Linked DNA regions of Homo sapiens: region 2 is linked to region 1. Evidence: chromatin contacts called from ENCODE Hi-C or POLR2A ChIA-PET data. All regions are on one chromosome and are shown on one strand. Each heading gives the region's core, a stretch centred on a gene start or an enhancer-like site at or near the end of the contact. The rest is flanking DNA. Distances are from core to core; before and after follow the strand shown. Region 1 has its middle 8.1 kb from the start of UBC. Region 2 overlaps AACS (acetoacetyl-CoA synthetase).

Region 1 (5,205 bases), core at 1,781-4,280:
GAGGAAAGACAACTCTTGTTCTGAGAAAAAAAAAATTTAATGATTGTTTTGGCCCAAAGGAAAAGCCAAAATTCTATTTTAATATGATATTAAAAGAAAAGAACCGGCTTGGCGTAGTGGCTCACACCTGTAATCCCAGCACTTTGGAAAGCCGAGGCAGGCGGATCACCTGAGGTCAGGAGTTTGAGACCAGCCTGACCAACATGGAGAAACCCCGTCTCTACTGAAAATACAAAATTTGCCAGGTGTGGTGGCACATGCCTGTAATCCCAGCTACTCGGGAGGCTGAGGTAGGAGAATAATTTGAACCCGGGAGGCAGAGGTTGTGGTGAGCAGAGATCATGCCACTGCACTCCAACCTGGGCAACAAGAGTGAAACTCTGTTTCATATATATATATATATATATATATATATATATATATATATATGCATACATACATATGCTAAAATTCCTGCAAACTAGCGTTAACTTTGTCTTCATTGAGAGCAGAATGGTAATAACATCATCTGGAGGTTATGATGATGTCATCTGGGTGGGAGGTAAATTTTTTTTTTCTCCTTACACTGGGCCCCACAGAAGGGGGTGAGGTTTGGCTCCAGGTTTGGGGGATATAGCTAAGGAAGGATGTCAGCTCTGGGCCAAAGACAGGAATGACCTATCAGATCCCCCAGGGAAGGAGCAGGACCCTGGAGCATTAATATCTGCGGCACACAATTGTGATTTCTCCGCGTTGCAATTTCCTTTCACTACCCCCATGTCTAGCTGTCCTAAGGAAAGAGCCAGATCCCTGAGGCAACCCAGAGAAGCCAAGTCTAAGATGTCAGAGGTCATGGGCAGAATCTCCCAAGGCAGCCAGCTGGCTGAGTGACAAATGACAACAAGCACAGATTTGTGAAGAGTGCAAGCATTCTTCAGAAACTCCCAAAAATACCAGTGAGGAGAAACTGGTAAGTGGACTTCCTCGAGGAGTCACGCACAGTGCAGAACAGACCACTGTCCCACGTGCTTGCAGGGACACGCTGGCCTCTAAACACTGGCCCACACAGCGCTGAGTCACACTTGCCCCTCCCTCTTGCCTACGGTCACTCCCCAGCCACAGTTGATGCTAACGAGCTTCGCCCTTCACTCCCGGGAGTTCGGCAGCTTTTGCACATTTTAAGATCAACTGAGAGTTTATAAATATGCCCCGTTTTTCTATGACCATCGCTATGGGAAGAGATGAATGTGTTCTAACCTGTTTCCCATCAAAACTTGTGTTCTAACCCCAAAAGGAAAAGCAGCAATAAAAACAACCAAAACATTTTTTAAAAATAGGTTCTATAGTTTCAAAAACAATAAAAAGAATAAGAGCCAAGCCTGGAGGTGCGCGCCTGTAGTCCCAGCTACTTAGGAGGCTGAGGCAAGAGGATGGCTTCAGCTGGGGAGGTTGAGGCTGCAGTGAGCTGTGATCACACCACTGCACTCCAGCCTGGGCGACAGAGGGAGACACCGTTTGTAAAAAAAAAAAAATTTTTTTTTTTGAGATGGAGTCTCCCTCTGTCACCCAGGCTGGAGTGCAGTGGCGCAGTCTCGGCTCACTGCAACCTCCGCCTCCTGAGTTCAAGCGTTTCTCCTGCCTCAACCTCCCGAGTAGCTGGGATTACAGGTGCATACCACCACGCCTGGCTAATTTTTGTTTTGTTTTGTTTCGTTTGTTTGTTTTTTTGAGACGGAGTCTCTCTCTGTCTCCCAGGCTGGAGTGCAGTGGTGCAATCTCGGCTCACTGCAAGCTCCGCCTTCCAGGTTCACGCCATTCTCCTGCCTCAGCCTCCCAGGTAGCTGGGACTACAGGCGCCCGCCACCACGCCCAGCTAATTTTTTTTTTTTTTTTTTTTGTATTTTTAGTAGAGACGGGGTTTCACCGTGTTAGCCAGGATGGTCTCAATCTCCTGAGCTCATGATCCGCCTGCCTTGGCCTCCCAAAGTGCTGGGATTACAGGCGTGAGCCACCACTCCCGGCCTCCTCCAGCCCCATCTCTTCACATGCTTTTCCCACCTCAGTTATGCTGGTCTCCTTTCTGTTCCTCAAATATGCCCAAGTCTTCCAGCCCCAGGGCCCCCGTGCTATTTCCTGCCTCTCCACCTTCTGCAAAGCTAAGGCCCATCTTCCAGGTCTCACATAAATACTGTCTTTCCCGAAAGCCTCTTCCAACCATCCACAAGCAGGATCCCAAACTCCTCCCATTCAACCTGACAGCCTCACATAGCTCCTGTCACCATGTGTAATTTTTGCTTACTAGCAGATCAAAGAACAGAAGCAAGCCGTTTGATTGTTTCTTTTTGTTTTGTTTTGTTTTTAGACAGAGTCTCACGAGCCTCCTTACAAAATAGAAAAGTCAATGGGATTTCAGGGAAAATGGATAATCTTCGTTGGGGGCAGTCAAGGAAGGCTTTGTGGAACCTTTGAATTAGATCTTGACATTATATCTTGACAGTACTTTGAATAAATACAAATAATGTTATTTTTTTGTTAAGACTCATGCAACCGCATCTATGTAAATGAATCCGTACATAGTATTCATTCGAGTGTGAAATCAGACTTTGGGATGCTTTAAAATTTAACAGTCAGGAACACTTACTCTATTTTATGGACTTAAATTTGTTGAGGTGGCAGGGAACAACTTGAGTGAAGGGTGGGACATGGCAGTGTGTATGTGGGGGAAAAAGGTGGCCAGCAGATAAGGGAAGCAGGGGACAGAGTATTTTGAGGGATTAGACCTGACCAGCTATAACAGGAAATAGAGGCTGTAGATTGAAGGATAGCTACAATGGATGTTATGGAGAAATTCCAACTGGGGTGGAAACATGTAGCTGCAAAATTGGAAGAGCAGCTTATTCTAGGCAGAAAAGAAGAAAGTAAAAGGCATCTGAGGGGACACTAAATTAATGCTTACTGATAAGTAAACAAGCCTCTGGAAGTAGAAAGGTAAAAGCATAAATTGCTTGGTCAACCACAACCGCTTGGGAGTGCTGCAGGCTTCATGACTAAACCAAAGTCTGTCCCTGAAGCTCCCTCTTCCGGCAGAAATAAATACTGCACACTAAGCTGGCTGACTCCTTTAATTAAAAGGTGCTTGCCAATCTCTAAACAGTATACCTGTATGGGAGTCATAATTGTAATATCTTGGTGAGGATTTTGTTGTGCTTTCAGGCAAACCATAAAAGGAACACTAATTTAAATAAATACAAACAATGTTATTTTATTCTTAAGATTCAGGCAACCACATCTATGTAAGTGAATCCTTACATGGTATTCATTCAAGTGTGAAACCAAACTTTGGGATGCTTTAAAATTTAACAATCAGGAACAAGACTCTGTTAAAAAAAAAAAAAAAGAAATGTTAGAACTCTGTCAAACTATAAAAATATAAAGTGAAATAGCACAGTGCAGACAGACTGTACAGACCAGTGTGCTACCTTTCATGTAAAGGGGAATTACATATATTATATATATGATTTTTTTATTATTTGTGTATATACAGTACTCACTGTATATGCATAAAGTCTGCAAGTACATGCTGGGGGGAAGGGGTGGATGGGAGACAAGGATGGAAGATTTTTTTGTTGTTTTTTTTTGGAGACCGAGTCTCGCTCTGTCACTCAGGCTGGAGGGCAGTGGCACCATCTCAGCTCACTGCAACCTCCACCTCCCAGGTTCAAGAGATTCTCCTGCCTCAGCCTCCCGAGTAGCTGGGACTACAGGCATGCATCACCACGCTCAGCTAATTTTTGTATTTTATTAGAGATGAGGTTTTGCTATATATATATATATATATATATATGAATATATGAATATATATATATGAATATATGAATATATATATATATATGAATATATGAATATATATATATTGGCCAGGCTGGTCTCGAACTCCTGCCCTCAGGTGATCTGCCCACCTCAGCCTCCCAAAGTGCTGGGATTACAGGTGTGAGTGGCCTGGAAGATTTTTTATTATATACTGTTTAAAAGTTTTTAAGTAGTTGAAACACATGAAGACATCACCTCAAAAAGTTATATTAACAATTCAAAAATATGCACATTAAGGATTAATTTTTTTGAAAAATTTAAAAATTGAGAAATATCATGGGACAGTAACACAGTAATCATGAAGAATTATAAAAATAAGTGCTGGCCGGGCGCAGTGGCTCAAGCCTATAATCCCAGCACTTTGGGAGGCCGAGGCGGGCAGATCACAAGGTCAGGAGATCAAGACCATCCTGGCTAACACAGTGAAACCCTGTCTCTACTAAAAATACAAAAAAAATTAGACGGGCTTTGTAGCGGGCGCCTGGAGTCCCAGCTACTCGGGAGACTGAGGCAGGAGAATGGTGTGAACCCGGGAGGTGGAGCTTGCAGTGAGCCGAGATCACGCCACTGCACTCCAGCATGGACAACAGAGCGAGACTCCGTCTCAAAAAAAATAAATAAATAAGTGCTAAGGCTGATTATTTTATTAGCCCTAAGAATCCAATTAAAATAGAAATCTTGTATTTATGCTATTCTTTCAAAATCTTTATGTAAAGCAAGCTTTTAATAGGATGTTATAAAAATAGATTTTGCTCCTTGTGTTCAAGTTTCTCCTCTTGAAATTGCACATTTTACATTTTTTAAAAAATTAAAATTAAAAAACAAAATAGTATGATAGTGTTAATTTGGCAGTTCCAACTTTAGTAACCTATCTTACAGAAATATGAATAGACAAAATAAAGATGTGTGAGGATGTACTTTGCAGCAGCATTATAATAGCAAAAACCTGGAAACAAATATTGATGGACAGGTTAAGTAAATCATAGGACATTCATACAATGGAATACTAGCAAAAATATTAAAAAGAATGAGGTAGATCTAGATATGCTAGTATGGAAAGATGTCCATAATTATCTAGTTCCCCACCTCAAAAAAAAAAAAAAAACCTGAGAATCATTATACTGAGAATGGTCCAATTTGTGTCTGTATGTACATAATATGTACATAACAAATATAGTATATTTTTACACAGGGGAAAAGTCCAAAAGAATATCAACCTGTAAAAAGTAGTTATCCCAGCTGGGCGCGGTTGCTCATGCCTGTAATCCCAGCACTTTGGGAGGCAGAGGCAGGCGGATCACAAGGTCAGGAGATCGAGACCATCCTGGCTAACACAGTGAAACCCTGTCTCTACTA
Region 2 (5,205 bases), core at 1,277-3,776, 190 kb after region 1:
GCAGCACCAGCTGGGCTGATGATGGAGCCCTGCTGGGTTCAGGGAGGGCGTGGCCACCTTGTAGATCTGTACTGTGTGGCTGGATGGCCGTGCCCTGCCTTCTGGAACTTTCCTGTGTTCTTTCCCAGGCCATCTCACCCCAGGACCTCCCCAGGTCAGCAGGGACTGACCTAGACAGAAACTCAACCTGTGGCCTCTCCTGTCCCTAGGGCCCTCTGTGGGGGCTGCCTGGGCTGCTGGGGCCAATGGTGTCCTTGTGGGAGGGTCTGGAGGGGTGGAGTTCCGGACTGGACACTCAGACCCCTCAGCCGACCTTGAGCCAGGCTGTCCAGGGCAGAGGGAAGGGCCCCAGGGTGAGACGGCAGGATGGCAGGGTGTGCTCAAGGCCGGGCAGGCTGGCTGCCTCTGCTCCATGTGGCTTCCTTGATCAGTGTCCATGGGCAAGTGCCCTGGTGTCCCCAGAGGGAGAATGGCAGCAGTGTTAGTGCAACTGCACAGATGGCAGGAGCCACGTTTGTGTGGAGCCGGGGACAGGGTGTGACCCTCCAGGCCAGCCCAGTAAGTGTTAGCTACTGTTTGAACTAGTCGGGAGATGGGTGTGTTTTGAGTTAAATTATGACTAACCTTTTGTAAACGGGTTGTGAGAGGCTGGGAGAGCCGTGTGTGGCAGGGGAGTGATCATGGCCTCCCAGAGCTGGAGTGTAGCCTCCTCCCCCTGGAGAGGTGATATCAGAGCAACTGGAATCGGCCTTTGGTGGTTTGTCTGAGGCCAGGGGGTGGAGAGAGGGAGAGCCTCTGACTCTGCATGGCTGCAGTGGCAGGGCTGGACCCCAGCCTGTCTCACAGCTGCATCCAGCCTCGCTGGGTCATTGTCCTGTGCACGTCACTCCCCGCTGACTCCAGTCCGGCAGGATCTGCCCATCCTGGAAGGACTCAGGAGGGATGCATGGCTCTGTAGCAAACATGGTCTCGGGGACACTGCTTCCTGGCCGGGGTTGGTCCAGGGTTTTCTGGAATCACCGCCTCCCCGAGCCACCTCTGGAGTGGGAAGTGCTGGCCGAGCTGCTGGGCGCACTAGATGGCAGCATGGCTCTGCTCACCCCATGGCTCCCGCAGCTTCTGGGAAGTGAACAGTCCCAGGCCCTGCGGCTACGTCTCAGGTCAGAAAACAGGGCCACCTGCCCTCCTGCTGAGATGCTTCTCTCTGTCGCTCATTTTGCTAGTGTCCGAGGTATAGACTCCATCCTGCCGGAGACGGGGGTGTGTGTGACGCACGTTACTCGCACTCGAACTGAGATCCAGCCGGTTGGCAGGGAGTCTGTCGGCATTTGGTGGCTTCGTGGCAGGCATTATTGGGCAGCACTCCTGGCCGTGTGCACCCAGCGTGGGAGGGCCTGCGTGGATGCCATGTTCATAGCGCTTGGTCCCACAGACACCTGGACACCCGCTGTCGGAGCTGAGTAAGGACCTGGCACAGGTCGACTGCGCGAAAGCCTCTGCTCACCCTCTATTTACCATCCTTGTTCAGGGGCTAAAACTAACAGGGATGAATTCCTGGAGTTGCTGATGAGGTGGGGCTGGAACTGAGCCAAGGCTGATGGGTTCTGGGCTCGTGGACAGTTCCTGCATCGGTTTGCAGATCTCTACTTAAAAAAGAGATCCTGTTTTTAATTTCCATCATCACCATGTTAAACTTCAGACTGTGCCCCATTTTCAGTAAGGGGCGCTCTTCAGAAACTGCAATGAAGCGTGAATGTCTTCCCTTTGGAATCATGTTTTCTCTTGCTTTGAAATTATATTTCTTTGAATCTCAGAGAATATCGTAAAGGGAAATTGCCACTCTCCTACAAATCCTGTGTTGACTTCTGGTCTCTGTTGATGGAGTCGCACCGTTGGACTCGTGGGTTCACACGCCTGTCCACTGAGAGCTCCTCGGCTGGCTGTGCTGGGTGCTGAAGGGACCCTCTCTGCTGCAGAGCCACAGACCGCAGTGGGCTGTCCAGGGAGTGCTGGGGCATCCGTCTTTACTCGATGACACTGGGGGAACGCGTTTCTGGCCTCCGTCACTCCCCTGTGCTTTACTTCTACCCATTCCATGCTCTCTCCCACCACTGCCCACCTCCTTCTGCCTGCTCTCTGCTGGCTGCCTGGGCATCTCAGCTTGCCTTACTAATGCTTTTGGGCTCGAAGGGCATCGCCAGGTTGGGGAAGTGCTCTGTTCTAAGGGTTCCCAACCTTTCCAGCCCCAGCAAGATCTCTAGGTCCTGAGTCTTTTGATGGCTTTGGGTTTTTTGTTTCACTGTTTACCTTTGAGCCTTTGCCATTTTCAGAGATGTCAGGGAAGGCCACCCTCTGATCCCTGCACACCAGAGAGCCCAGCCTGTAGCCTGCAGGCCTTGTCCTCCTGAAGTGCCATCAGGTGGCCGTGTGTGTGTGTGTGTGTGTGTGTGTGTGTGTGTGTGTGTGTGTGTCTGTGTGTGTAAATAGGACAGCCATTCTCGCTCGCTCTGGGTGGCTGTCACCATGATTCAACACCGGCTGTTGGTTTCAATGCTTGATTGGTTGCTAAGCACCGTATTCAGGTCAGACACATGTTCATAGGTGTGTTTGTTTTGTTGCAACATGAAAGCTGTCCTCGAGCAGCTCTCCTGGGCCAGGACAGGCTGACAGCTGGTTTTGGATGCTCGAGATCTTGATCCCTGCTGGTCCAGCCAGGAAAACTTCAGCTGTGTCAGAGGACCCCTGAGTCTTTTCATGGGGCTAGGGGCCAGACCTCTGATTCAGAAACACTCGTCTTTGTAGCCTGATCACTGTCACTGTGCCTGGGGTCCTGTGGTATTTGAGCCCCAGATCACTGGCAGGCTCAGTCCTTTCACCTTGAGATCCTGGTCACCCTGTACTGGGCTGGTTCTCTGAGATCCCAGTTTCCTTGTGGAAATTCTCTGCCGCCCTCCGGGGCTCTCCCAGGCTGGCTCTCTCTGTTTCTTCCCTGGCCTCAGGCTTCCTGGCAGGTCTTCCTCTGGGCCCCACTCCACCTGCCCCTGGGTGTTGATCTCTATGTCCTCTGTTCAGAACAGCCTCTTCTCCCTCCCGCCTACCCTGTGGGACCTGCTTATTCTTGACGCTGGGCTTTGGAGATGCTGACTCCAGCGGCTTTCTGGGTTTCCTCCTCTTCCTCCTGATTCAGTCTGCTGCAGTATCTTAGCACCCGAATCTGTTCTGCTGTTTTGATTTTCTGTTCCATGTACGGTATTAGTGTTTTCTGAGTGGAGCCAGCACAGTGGTGAGGAGCACCAGCACCCACATCAGACAAGCCAGGCTGCAGCCCAGCCATGCCTCTGGCCAGTTGTGAGGCTTTGGGCAAGTCACTCACCCCGTTCCTGCCTTATCAGGGTTAGGGAGTGGATACTATTGCCCCTCTTTTTTTCTGAGACGGAGTCTCACTCTGTCTCCCAAGCTGGAGTGCAGTGGCGCGATCTCGGCTCACTGCAAGCTCCACCTCCTGGGTTCACACCATTCTCCTGCCTTAGCCTCCCAAGTAGCTGGGACTACAGGCGCCTGCCACCATATCCAGCTAATTTTTTGTATTTTTAGTAGAGACGGGGTTTCACCATGTTAGCCAGGCTGGTCTCGATCTCCTGACCTCGTGATGCAAAGTGCTGGGATTACAGGCATGAGCCACTGTGCCCAGCCTTATTGCCCCTCTCTTAAGGCTGTGAAGGGCAGTAAGTGCTTCTAATGAGCTCAGACTGGGGCCTGGCACATAGTAAGCATTCAGTAAATGCTCAATATGTTTTAACTGGCAATCATTTCTTCCCCACTAAACCAAGAACTCTCGGTCCATCTTAGAATCCCGGGCACAGAGAGGGCACCAGTGTAGACATGCCATTTGTGGTTTGTGTGTTCGCCACAGCCAAGGTCTGGACAGGCCCCTTACCTGTGGGTGAGGGAGCTTGGGTGTCAGGAGTGTTGGGACTCACTTTGCATAAGGGGTGGCTGGGGCTGGAGGGAGCCAGGTGCAGGGATACCTTGTCCAGGGCCATGTGGCCAGGAAAGGGAGGAGTAAGGACCATGGCCTTAGAGTAGGTTGAATGTGTTACCTTGATATTTGCATAGAGAGCGTCAGAAGTAAACAGAGGGACACCCAAGTCCCAGCAGGACATGAAAGAGTCTGAGAAATCGCTGTGCATGCACTTAGTTAAGTGGACGTGGTGTCTTTCCAGGAAGGGCAGGCACTTGCTCTCGGGGGGTGCATCTGGGCACTGAGAATGGGGAAGAGGGGCTTGCCTGGCTGGGGGTGAGCTTCTGTTTAGATGCCTTGTTCCAGTGCCAGTGCCCAGGCGCTGGTCTAGGGGGTGAAGACTTCTCTCCTGGATGCTTCTGTCCCAGTCTCCTGCCCATCAGAAGTGGCTGGGGAGGAGGAAGGGGTGGCATTCTCAGTCCAGGAGGGTTTGGTGCCAGGAAGGGCCATTTCTGGGCATTCTGTTCTTCTGATGGATTTGGGCAGGGTGTATGTTAGCATCAGACGCAAGGAGGGCTAGCCCTGGTGGCCTGCGGAGTAAATGCTGGTGGGACCGGGGTGCCACCTGCCTGCAGACTCGGCCTGTTGCTGCTGGACTCCTGGGGGGCACCATTTTGGGGCTTTCTGCAACCACCTCTGTGTAGCAGTTTAGAGCAGAAGAAGAAGTAGTAGGAAATAGTCTTTGTCCACCAAGGACGTCACTGAGGAAGGGGTACCGGGGGTACCCTTGAAATGGAGGAGGGAGGAGGTGGACGGTGACCGAAGGCCTGATGTCCTGAGGCCAGGGGCCAAGTCCCTGTTACCTGTATGTCCCATGCACTTTTTTAAACTGATGCTGAAGTTGGCCAATGTTTTACTTAAAAAAAAAAAAAAAAAGTGCGTTGGGGCAGCTCCAAGGGCGTCTCTGTAATAATGTCACAGTCATTCCCTTGTCCCCCACCCGCCCGCCGTGAACTTTGCTGAGGGGCAGAGGAAGTGGCGGGAGTAGAGAGAAGCTTGGCTTGGTCTGCGCCTCCTCCCGTGCCTTCCGCAGTGGCCAAGGTGTTCAGCTGGAGGAAGACCCCTCCTTCCTGTCATGACTGTGCATCCTGAGAGCACTTCAGCCTTCCTTCCCCCTGTCCAGTCAGCACTGGCGGGGCTGCCAGAAGTTCTCAAGACTCAGTGAGCCCCAGAGGAGCTCACAA

The links. A loop is a pair of places that touch in the nucleus more often than their neighbours do. ChIA-PET counts read pairs that join two places held with the same protein, here RNA polymerase II (POLR2A). Pooled maps may share reads with other maps.
Region 2: a pooled map shows a loop between it and region 1 (2.1-fold over the local background). The contact joins two enhancer-like sites. A Hi-C loop is called at or near these places in 2 of 50 pooled maps. POLR2A ChIA-PET finds 5 or more read pairs at or near these places in 4 of 52 experiments (MCF 10A, PC-3, activated CD8-positive, alpha-beta memory T cell and 1 more).

The regions. Positions count from the first base shown.
Region 1 is chr12:124,903,906-124,909,110 of GRCh38, forward strand. No RefSeq gene overlaps it. Among named protein-coding and RNA genes, the nearest start is that of UBC, 8.1 kb to the right of the region's middle. Within about 2 kb of position 3,031, at least 7 of the 41 ENCODE cell types and tissues checked have a DNase peak (open chromatin) inside an H3K27ac peak, as active enhancers do.
Region 2 is chr12:125,092,554-125,097,758 of GRCh38, forward strand. All of the region lies in intron 5 of AACS (acetoacetyl-CoA synthetase), which reads left to right. Among named protein-coding and RNA genes, the nearest start is that of AACS, 30 kb to the left of the region's middle. Within about 2 kb of position 2,527, at least 2 of the 41 ENCODE cell types and tissues checked have a DNase peak (open chromatin) inside an H3K27ac peak, as active enhancers do.